Regions from separate parts of the Homo sapiens genome. Here region 2 is linked to region 1. A link is a contact called in ENCODE Hi-C data. All regions are on one chromosome and are shown on one strand. The core of a region is the stretch at or near the end of the contact, and the rest is flanking DNA. Distances in the headings are between cores, read along the strand shown. Region 1 holds the start of OR5D13 (olfactory receptor family 5 subfamily D member 13). Region 2 holds the start of OR5D16 (olfactory receptor family 5 subfamily D member 16).

Region 1 (5,812 bases), core at 1,505-4,004:
TGGTCGTGGTAACTTTCATCCTGTGCTTAAAGTAGTTTTACATGTCCGATTTCTTCACTATGAATTTGAATGTGGAATTTGAAATGTAGTTGTATTCATACTAGCTATTTCTGAATTGTTCCTTATTTTTTTCCTATTCTCAAACTATGCTGTTGATGTTTTATTTGGTGAACATGTACAATTTCAATAATTCAAGAGTTAAAGGTAGTTAATGGAATAATTGTGGTGATGTAATTATCCCTAATAATTTAGAAGAAAATGTATCTATCATAATGACACAAGAGACAGCCAATTAATTGTGTTTGGAGGCCAACCAAGAAAACTCTAATTATACTCTGTAGTCATGGAGACAGATAAAACCCAGAGTTTAGTAGACATTATATTATAGATTTGGCTTTTTGTTTTTTCCTTGTATTGAGATTTCTTATATCCTAGAAATAAAATGCTATTTTGCTGGCACACTCATTGAAATGCACTACCGCTTTTAAAGCCTGCTGCTGTCTTAAAGAATGTTTGACTATTGAGAAGAAAAGTACCTGTTGTTCATTAATCAGAAAAATAGATTCTCAGAAAATTAATCAAGAGCTTCTGGCTTCAGGTTAGTTCATTTATCTTTTGCTATCTTTCAATTCAGGTGGAAAACATGGGAATCCAGTGCATATAGATTACCCTAAAAGTTAAATTGGCCTCTTTTTATGGCTAGAGACATTTTAATTTTCACTAACAAAGCATGAAGTATTCATTAGAATTACATTTTGTAATACAGACACCGCTAGTGGTGGCACTAGGGAACAATGGAGAAAAGTCTACAAAAACTTATGAGATATTTGTTGATTTTGAACTTCCCTGTGCCTGCTTTGTCTTGAGTACAAGCCTAATGACAACCCATTGATGTTTATGAAATGCTTTTGAAATAGCTAAGCCTTAAATATCAGGTCTCTTTCTGAGAATCTCTTTTGTTATTGACCTATTAACTGTGCCAAGTATCCCAAGCAGTGGTAGCAGCCTTCACTACTCTGGTCAAACGTTGAAGGGCAAACCATTCATTAGCATTGTGTAAATGATAATGAATGCTTAAAGTGAAATCACCCAGGCCCACTTGGTACTGGAAAGAATATGCTCATGATGAATGCTCTGTGTTGAGGGTTGCTTGTAGTGCATGTAAGGAAATGCATAGGACTGGAGCTTGGCACTCATTTCAGGGAAAGCTGAGAAGATGAAAAAAGAAATATACATGGATTTCTGCTGCATCGTCCTATTTTTATTCATGCTTTTTCACTCATAACAAGTCCATTTACTTTAGGTTTTATTATTTTCACTCCCCTGTCTTCTTAAAGTTTGTCTTATCATGAAAGAGAGATAACCGCTTGAGCTCAGAAGTTTGAGAACACCCTGGGCAACATAGTGAGACCCTGTCTCTAGAGAAAAATAAGAAATTATCCTAGTGTGGTGGTGCATGCCTGTAGTCCCATCTACTGAGGAGGATCACTTGAGCCTGGGAGTTCGAGGCTGCAGTGAGCATTGATCTTGCCACTGCACTCTAGCCTGGGTGACAGAGTGAGACCCTGTCTCAAAAACAAGCAAACAAAAATAAATAAATAGAAATAACTCCATATAAACAGTGCATGTTGAATGACTAGATTACAACCTTTGTTTATAATTTGATGTAGCCCACTGATTTTAGATTGGCTGTAATCTTTCATTCTTACCACTAATTTCAATAAAATTGCCTCAAGCTCAAAAAAAAAAAAAAAGAAAGAGAGATTATTTATTTCTTATTGGTTAAGAACATGTGTAATTTTCATTATACAACTTTCAGGGTATCAGAGAATATATTTTGTATGAAAATATTTTTGACAACTACAGATGTTTCTATTTTTCTAACATATTCTGTATTAGCACATATAGAATACATATTATGTGCATACATGTATACATATATATGTATATCTCAGAAGATGTGACCTAAAGCACATCAAGGAACAGGTAATGGAAATTTAATTAATTGACTTTATTTAATAAAATAATAAAAGTTCAGCAAATTGTCAAAATGCCCATAAAAACACTCCAGGAGGCAATGTACATTGATGAAAGTTTTAATGGAAGCTACATAAACATCTTAGAAATGGGCTTCCACAGCAAACTCTTGAGGATTAGGTGCAAGGCATAGGCTATATACATTTTATGGTTTATTTAAATTCTTAAATTCTACAATCATTTAATTCTGTGTTATGCCCAGCAAAGGTAGAAAATAGTAACATTTATGTGCCACCATTGGCGGTGCTAAATCACCTACTTGATCCTCAGTGTAATTTTTAGATCCATGAGAAGGTTTCCTTTGTGCTTCTCAGTTTTTAAAAATTGATTTTATGTCATAATATATATTTCAGTTCTATGTCAATCATACTAAAAATGGCTGACTTTTCAATAATAGAATGATTACTGTATATTTTCCATGTAAGTGGTGGTTTTTGCCCTTTAGCAGGCATCAAAATCACCTGGAGACTTGACTAAACCACAAATAGTGGGCCTCATCCCAGAGCTTCTGTTCAGAAGGTTGATGGAGCTGGAGAATTGGCAATAGTAGGAAGTTCCCAGGAGGTGATGCTACTGCTGGTTTGATGACCACATTTTGAGAATCACTGTTCTATATCACTTGTCCTAGAAACACATGAAGCCTCTTTCCTATCTCTTTTTTCCTATCCAGTTCTGCTTTTCAAGAATAACTTTTTTCCTTTTAATCCAACAAGTATCATGATGGCATCTGAAAGAAATCAAAGCAGCACACCCACTTTTATTCTCTTGGGTTTTTCAGAATACCCAGAAATCCAGGTTCCACTCTTTCTGGTTTTCTTGTTCGTCTACACAGTCACTGTAGTGGGGAACTTGGGCATGATAATAATCATCAGACTCAATTCAAAACTCCATACAATCATGTGCTTTTTCCTTAGTCACTTGTCCTTGACAGACTTCTGTTTTTCCACTGTAGTTACACCTAAACTGTTGGAGAACTTGGTTGTGGAATACAGAACCATCTCTTTCTCTGGTTGCATCATGCAATTTTGTTTTGCTTGCATTTTTGGAGTGACAGAAACTTTCATGTTAGCAGCGATGGCTTATGACCGTTTTGTGGCAGTTTGTAAACCCTTGCTGTATACCACTATTATGTCTCAGAAGCTCTGTGCTCTTCTGGTGGCTGGGTCCTATACATGGGGGATAGTGTGCTCCCTGATACTCACATATTTTCTTCTTGACTTATCGTTTTGTGAATCTACCTTCATAAATAATTTTATCTGTGACCACTCTGTAATTGTTTCTGCCTCCTACTCAGACCCCTATATCAGCCAGAGGCTATGCTTTATTATTGCCATATTCAATGAGGTGAGCAGCCTAATTATCATTCTGACATCATATATGCTTATTTTCACTACCATTATGAAGATGCGATCTGCAAGTGGGCGCCAGAAAACTTTCTCCACCTGTGCCTCCCACCTGACAGCCATCACTATCTTCCATGGAACTATCCTTTTCCTTTACTGTGTTCCTAATCCTAAAACTTCTAGCCTCATAGTTACAGTGGCTTCTGTGTTTTACACAGTGGCGATTCCAATGCTGAACCCATTGATCTACAGCCTTAGGAACAAAGATATCAATAACATGTTTGAAAAATTAGTTGTCACCAAATTGATTTACCACTGAATATGATGTTCTTAGATACGTTATTTCTGAAAAAAGTGATTTACTATCTTACAGATTACCCATCTCTTACAGTGCAATTGATTATTCAAATTATTTAATCAATAGACTATCAGTTGACACATTCACACCAGCACAACCTTTTGAAATAGATCTAAATGACATGTAACTAAAAATTCTAAAACCTAAAGCTTTTATATCATCTGTTGCAGTATTTGTAAATTATTTTAAAATACTTTTCTAGGTATTCTGTAATTTTATGTGTATTTTCAAAGCAAAACTGATTCAAACTGATTAAATGTGTGCAGATTCAGGATGGTTCCCTAAAATTGTAATCAGGAAAACCATATTCCTGAGTGACTTTAACAAAACTTCTGCTTACTGTGTCTTGTGGAACAACCAACCCTTTACTTTTTCTTGTTTTGAATGGAAGAAGTTGATTTTTATTCATGAAAATTATAGCCTGCTGATTAGCAAATGAAATGGAATTAAGTATTACTCTACCTTTCTTAATGCATGCCCTATTTTATTCTAAAAAATTATCTGAGTATTCAGGCAATGGGATATTAAGGTAACAGAGTCCTAAAATGAAGTCACACATATCTGGTAACTTATATTCCAACAAACAGGCCATTATAATTCAATGGAGAAAAATAATAATGGGAAAACTGGATATTCGTGTGGAACAAAAGAGCCATAAGTTTTATTTCCCATCATACAAAGCTACTAACTTGAATTAAATGAAATATATCATAAATCTAAATGTAAATGTTATAAGTACCTTTTAGCATAAAACATAGGGAGAATCTTTTCAAAGTTTGGGTGGAACTTTTTTGGATAGAATGTTAAAAGAATGGATCATCAGAAAATGGATAAAATGAATTTTATTAACAATAAAACCTTATGTTAAAAGTTTTTTTTATGGCAAAAGACACATTAAGAAAGTGAAAATGTAAGCTGCAGATTGTAAATAAATATTTGTAATATTTAGGTCTGACAAATGATTTGTTTGTGGAACATATAAAGAACTATTGTACTCAAAACAAGAAGACAAACCATCTAGTTAAAAATGGATTAAATGTTTTAGGACACACTTGACAAAAGAAGATACACAAATCATTCATAAACACCTGAAAAGATATTGAGTATCACTAATCATCAATGAAAGTTATATTAAAACCACAGTGACTGAGGAGGCTGAGGTGGTAAGATTGCTTGAACCCAGGAGTTCGGGGTTACAGTGAGCTATAATGCCACTGCAGTCTGGCCTGGGAGACTCTGTCTCAACACACACACAGACACACACACACACACACAGACACACACACACACACACACATACATACACACACAGAGTGATGTATAATTGAACACTCATTAGAATGGCTAAAATAAATTTAACTGAAATGCCAAGTGTCAGTGAAAAAAATGAATCAACTGTAATGCTAACACATTTCAGGTGGAGGTAAAAGTTAAGTCTTTGAAAACAATTTAGCAATATCTTATGAAATTACACAAAGACTTCCCATTTAACTCAATAATTCCTTTCCTGGGTATTTACCCATTAGAAGTGAAATCACATATTTTAATTTAGGAGAAAATTTTTCTCTCTGGGATGTACAATATTATAGGGAAGGGAAAAGAGTAGGGGATATTTTTGAGGATTTTGTGACCATGTTCCTTTCAAAAGTGATTTTCCTAGAAGCGATGGGTTTTCTTCCATGATGGACTTTTGCTATAGACTTACTCAGGGTAAACAGAGGGAAGCAGGAAAAATCTTGTCCAACACAGAGAAACTGATTTTATGAATACACATGCACATACACACATGAGTATATGTACAAGTGGAATCATATGTATAGCTGTATATGTATTGTTTATGGTATCATATACATATGCTAGGTAATCTCAATACATCTTCACCTGCATTATGTCTCTGATGACCTTCTATAATATCCACATTACCAAGTGTGATGGTTAATACCGAGTGTCAACTTGACTGGATTGAAGGATGAAAATGTAGCTCCTGGGTGTGTCTATGAGGGTGTTACCAAAGGAGATTAACATTTGAGTCTGGGAAAGGCAGGCCCACCCTTAATCTGGGTCAGCACCGTCT
Region 2 (5,292 bases), core at 253-2,752, 65 kb after region 1:
GTCTTAATTATAAAGGAATATGATTGAGAGATTTGGGTGTGAGTGGCTTACAGTACTAAAATGAGGAAAGTGTCAGGTAAACCAGGGTGTATTTCTTGCTATAAGATGCTGGGTTGTTTTGGATATAGAGTTGCAAGATTCAGCAGACAGAAATGCAAGACACTGAATTAAATTTCAAATTCAGATGAGCAAAAATAGTTTTTACTATGATTATGTTCCACACCATATTTAGGCCATAAACAATTTTTTTGTCTACCTGAGATTCAGATTTGACTGGGGTTCTAATTTTTTATGATAACCCCGCCCCTATGCCTAAATTTGAGAAACCCCACCATTCTCTCTGTATTAAAAACTCCTTTCTCATGAATGTCTTTAGAGTGGGGTGACACCTTAAGAATCTCATCTATATTATTGACAGGTAAGAGAAGGACAGAACGAGTGTCCTAGCTGATGATGTTAAGGGAAAGGAGAGGGGACCTAGAAAAAGAAAATGTCTTCGTCAATGTTTATAGGTTTTTATGATATTTATTCCTGAATGGGGACATTTTTCTAACTTCCATTCTCTATGTCTCATTTTGATAAATATTCAGAACACCTCTGCATCCATCAGCACTTTCACTGGGCTAATTTTTATAGTTTTATAATCTAAAGATTGTCTTAAATGTGGTCAAAAGAATTAGAAAAATGATATATGAAAATGTAATCTTTACAAAGTAAAATGTTGAAATTTCTATCTGTAATGTAGAGTAAAGCCTGGCATAGAGAGATGAGTCTATGACTGAGAGTCAAGGAAACTGGGTCCATTGCATCGAATTTGTACCTGTCTTGGTCAAGTCATGCCTTCTTCAAGCTTCTGTTTGTTTATCTGTAGAATAAAACCATTCAATAGATGTCTTTACTGAAAAACATAAATAATTACTGATTTTGATGTCTGGCCTATTTAGTTCAAAAGAATAATAACAATTAAAAGGCTGAACTAAAAATTAACCATAGATAGAAATGATAACTCTAAGACTACATTCACTATATCACAATATATGCCCTTATTATTATTATATAGAAAATAGTTGCAATTATAGAAATTATTTCAGACTCATTTTTTGTTAGAAATTGTTGGACTGATATAAATACTTATTTTACTTTACTGGATTTTTCTTTGCAGAACTGGTGAGGTTCAGTGAGATTCAGATGTTTTACATGAGAGTTTTATTATATGTTATCACCTGAATTGCTTGATTTCATAATGACAACTGTATGTTTTTAAAATTTTATTTAAGGACATGAACAGAATTAATTTTCTAATTTGGAGAAAGCAACATTTAATGGTAATTCTATTTTGAAACTGTAGTTATTCCTGTCTTGACACAGCACCTATCAGGATATTAACAGAGATCTATTTTGTCTCACCTTATATTCTACAGAGGGGATGGTTAAGCTGCTTTGTCAATCACTTTCAATATTTAATTTCTAAGACTGATTTTCGGATCACACGAAAGGAAAACATGTTTCTGACAGAGAGAAATACGACATCTGAGGCCACATTCACTCTCTTGGGCTTCTCAGATTACCTGGAACTGCAAATTCCCCTCTTCTTTGTATTTCTGGCAGTCTACGGCTTCAGTGTGGTAGGGAATCTTGGGATGATAGTGATCATCAAAATTAACCCAAAATTGCATACCCCCATGTATTTTTTCCTCAACCACCTCTCCTTTGTGGATTTCTGCTATTCCTCCATCATTGCTCCCATGATGCTGGTGAACCTGGTTGTAGAAGATAGAACCATTTCATTCTCAGGATGTTTGGTGCAATTCTTTTTCTTTTGCACCTTTGTAGTGACTGAATTAATTCTATTTGCGGTGATGGCCTATGACCACTTTGTGGCCATTTGCAATCCTCTGCTCTACACAGTTGCCATCTCCCAGAAACTCTGTGCCATGCTGGTGGTTGTATTGTATGCATGGGGAGTCGCATGTTCCCTGACACTCGCGTGCTCTGCTTTAAAGTTATCTTTTCATGGTTTCAACACAATCAATCATTTCTTCTGTGAGTTATCCTCCCTGATATCACTCTCTTACCCTGACTCTTATCTCAGCCAGTTGCTTCTTTTCACTGTTGCCACTTTTAATGAGATAAGCACACTACTCATCATTCTGACATCTTATGCATTCATCATTGTCACCACCTTGAAGATGCCTTCAGCCAGTGGGCACCGCAAAGTCTTCTCCACCTGTGCCTCCCACCTGACTGCCATCACCATCTTCCATGGCACCATCCTCTTCCTCTACTGTGTACCCAACTCCAAAAACTCCAGGCACACAGTCAAAGTGGCCTCTGTGTTTTACACCGTGGTGATCCCCTTGTTGAATCCCCTGATCTACAGTCTGAGAAATAAAGATGTTAAGGATGCAATCCGAAAAATAATCAATACAAAATATTTTCATATTAAACATAGGCATTGGTATCCATTTAATTTTGTTATTGAACAATAAATTTTTCCTGTTTTTTCAAATGGACTGTGCATCAAGAGTTCACTAAAAAAAATCACTTTAGATTTAAAAAAACCTTTTTTGCAATAGAATGGCTATGAGTTTTAGATCAGGGAAGCTATTCTTGGCTCAGCTTATATAAGCCAGACAAAACTAATTGACGTTGACTACAAAATAATAATTGTCTATAAAATATTTTGTCTACAAAATAATTGTCTTTGTCTACAAAATAATATAGTTTTATTTATTTATTTATTTTGAGATGGGGTCTCACTCTGTTGCCCAGGTTGGAGTTCAGTGGTGCGATCTCAGCTCACTGCAACTTCCACCTTCTGAGTTCAAGCAGTTCTGCCTGCCTCAGGCCCCTCAGTAGCTGAGATTACAGGTGCCCACCACCACGGCTGGCTAATTTTTTTTACTTTTTAGTAGAGACGGGGTTTTATCATGTTGGCCAGGCTGGTCTCGAACTCCTGACCTCAGGTGATCCGCCCGCCTCATCTTCCCAAAGTGCATGATTACAGGCGTGCACCACTGTGGCTGGCCATGTAATATGATTTAGTTCATAAGACATTGTGGAAAGCAAATGAAAATGTAAACAATATAGCTGGCATATTACATATGTGTAATAAAGGTTAATTATGTTATCCTTTCTTTCCTGGTGACTGATAGGTGTGTTAATTGAACAAGCAATTTGGTACTATAAATTTAGTGAAAAAAATGGTATTCAGAAAAAGATAGACCCATTTTCTAGGACTTCAAAATCCAGTAATGTTGGTAAATATCCTAAAAGGATTGGTGGAGAGAGTTACTTCAAATCCATTTGGAGATGCAGGAAAGATTGTTTCAGAATTGCATGCTATTTTAATTTGGCCTTGAAGGATGAATAGGTTTTTGAGAGAAACAAAAGAGCAAGACAGAAGTTTTAATCAGGAGTAAAGAGCATGGATAATGTTAAGGAGGTGATTATATATTATTAAGTTAATATTTCAATAAATGTTTTTGAGCTACAATTTTATGTCATATACATCCAAGGTATATTGTTAGGTACGCGAAGAAATGTACATTTGAATATAATGTTACTACTATTCTAATCTATTTCAAAACAGAATTCCAATGTAGAGAATGAAATAATTTTTATTTTATTTTATTTTTATTTATTTATTTTTAGACAGGGTCTCTCTCTGTTGTCCAGGCTGGAGAGCAGTGGCACGATCTTGGCTCACTGCAGCCTTAAACTCCTGGACTCAAGCAATCTGCAAACTCTTGGACTCAAACTCCTGGGCTGCGTCAAATTCCTGGGCTGGCTCCCAAAATGCTGGGATTACAGACATGAGCCACTGTGCCCTGCCAAGAATGAAAGGATTTATGCGAGGTTTAGAAATATTAATTTGCTTCTTGAATTATTGAGAATGAACACAGAGATGATATATTCACTTTCAATGATTATGCTTCTTTTCCATCACCTACCAGTTACCATCAGTATTTATAGAGCAGCTTGAACAAGGGCATGTTGCAATTCTCTTCATCAGGGCTCTTTAGGCAGCCTTCTTAAAACAATTGGGTGGAGCTGTTATAAGTATTGAGAGCTTATTGCCCACTTGGACTTGAATGTTGTTTTAAATTAACTGTCATTTTTAATTACAATCTAAACAAAGAAAGAAAGATCAAGACAATTGTGTATATTAATGAGGCTCAATAGCCCCCTGATAATTGTAATATTTATTTTAAGAGGTCCTCACACACACAATATCTAATTTAGAAATTTTATAATGCAATCTTTATCTTTTTTATCTTTTCTTTAATAATTTTTACTCGAATTACTTATAATTCAGTCTTCCTTTGTTCTATATGCTATGTATCTGAATGAAATTCCAAATTAAGCCTGAAAAACATTGAGATAATAAATTATGGCTATTTGGGGAAAGGTAAAATGAAAACCAGGCAACATGTTGTATTGGTTCAATGAAATAATTTGCAATAGTTACATGATTATAAACTTATCATGATGAACTGAAATCACTTTTATCACAGTTTATATGTGAATACGTAACGTTAGTCAACACTGTTTTATATATTCACAAGTGAACTGTCTTCCATTATACATTGTCACTTTCTTGATCTTTAACACCTGGAACAATGGTGGAAAAGTAGCAGAAAAGCTGTATTAATCTTGATCGAAATCAGTGAGGAATACTCCATTTCAAAAGAGTAAATTCTTGTGTTTCTTCCTTTACTTAGCAAAGGATAATTACATTTTTATAAAGTAAGAGACACAATCTTCTAAATTTTTATTCTGAAGAAATTATATATATTGTTTAAGTACTCAGATCAATGATTAAATTAGTCGGAGACATAAGACAATAATTTGGAGATTAAACCATAGAAGCATGAACACTTTTCATAAATACTGATCTCATATTCTTCTTCCTACAAATTTAAATTTCAAAGTATCTTTGGTAGCTCCTATTCCTGCTATGTAGAACATAATTTACTTTACCATACTTCAATTCTTTTATTCATGTGTCACTTAAAAGATTTAATTTTGAAAAACTACATAATGATTGAAAACTTAGTATACTTCAAAAATAATTCATTATAAATTTATTTATTTATTTATTTGATCTCTGGCTCTTCTTTTTTTATTATTATACTTTAAGTTTTAGGGTACATGTGCACAACGTGCAGGTTTGTTACATATATACATGTGCCATGTTGGTGTGCTGCACCTATTAACTCGTCATTTAGCATTAGGTATATCTCCTAATGTTATCCCTCCCCCACCCCCACCCCACAACAGGCCCCAGTG

Evidence for each region. Hi-C counts contacts between places; a loop is a spot of excess contacts on that map.
Region 2: a map of natural killer cell shows a loop between it and region 1 (5-fold over the local background). The contact joins the promoter of OR5D16 here to the promoter of OR5D13 in region 1. A Hi-C loop is called at or near these places in 3 of 168 maps with a recorded cell type or tissue (HepG2, Panc1 and natural killer cell).

What each region holds. Positions count from the first base shown.
Region 1 is chr11:55,770,684-55,776,495 of GRCh38, forward strand. OR5D13 (olfactory receptor family 5 subfamily D member 13) reads left to right here and starts at 2,755. Exons shown (of 1, transcript NM_001001967.1): 1 at 2,755-3,699. The coding sequence starts at 2,755. The coding sequence ends at 3,699.
Region 2 is chr11:55,837,250-55,842,541 of GRCh38, forward strand. It overlaps OR5D16 (olfactory receptor family 5 subfamily D member 16), which reads left to right and starts at 1,503. Exons shown (of 1, transcript NM_001005496.1): 1 at 1,503-2,489. The coding sequence starts at 1,503. The coding sequence ends at 2,489.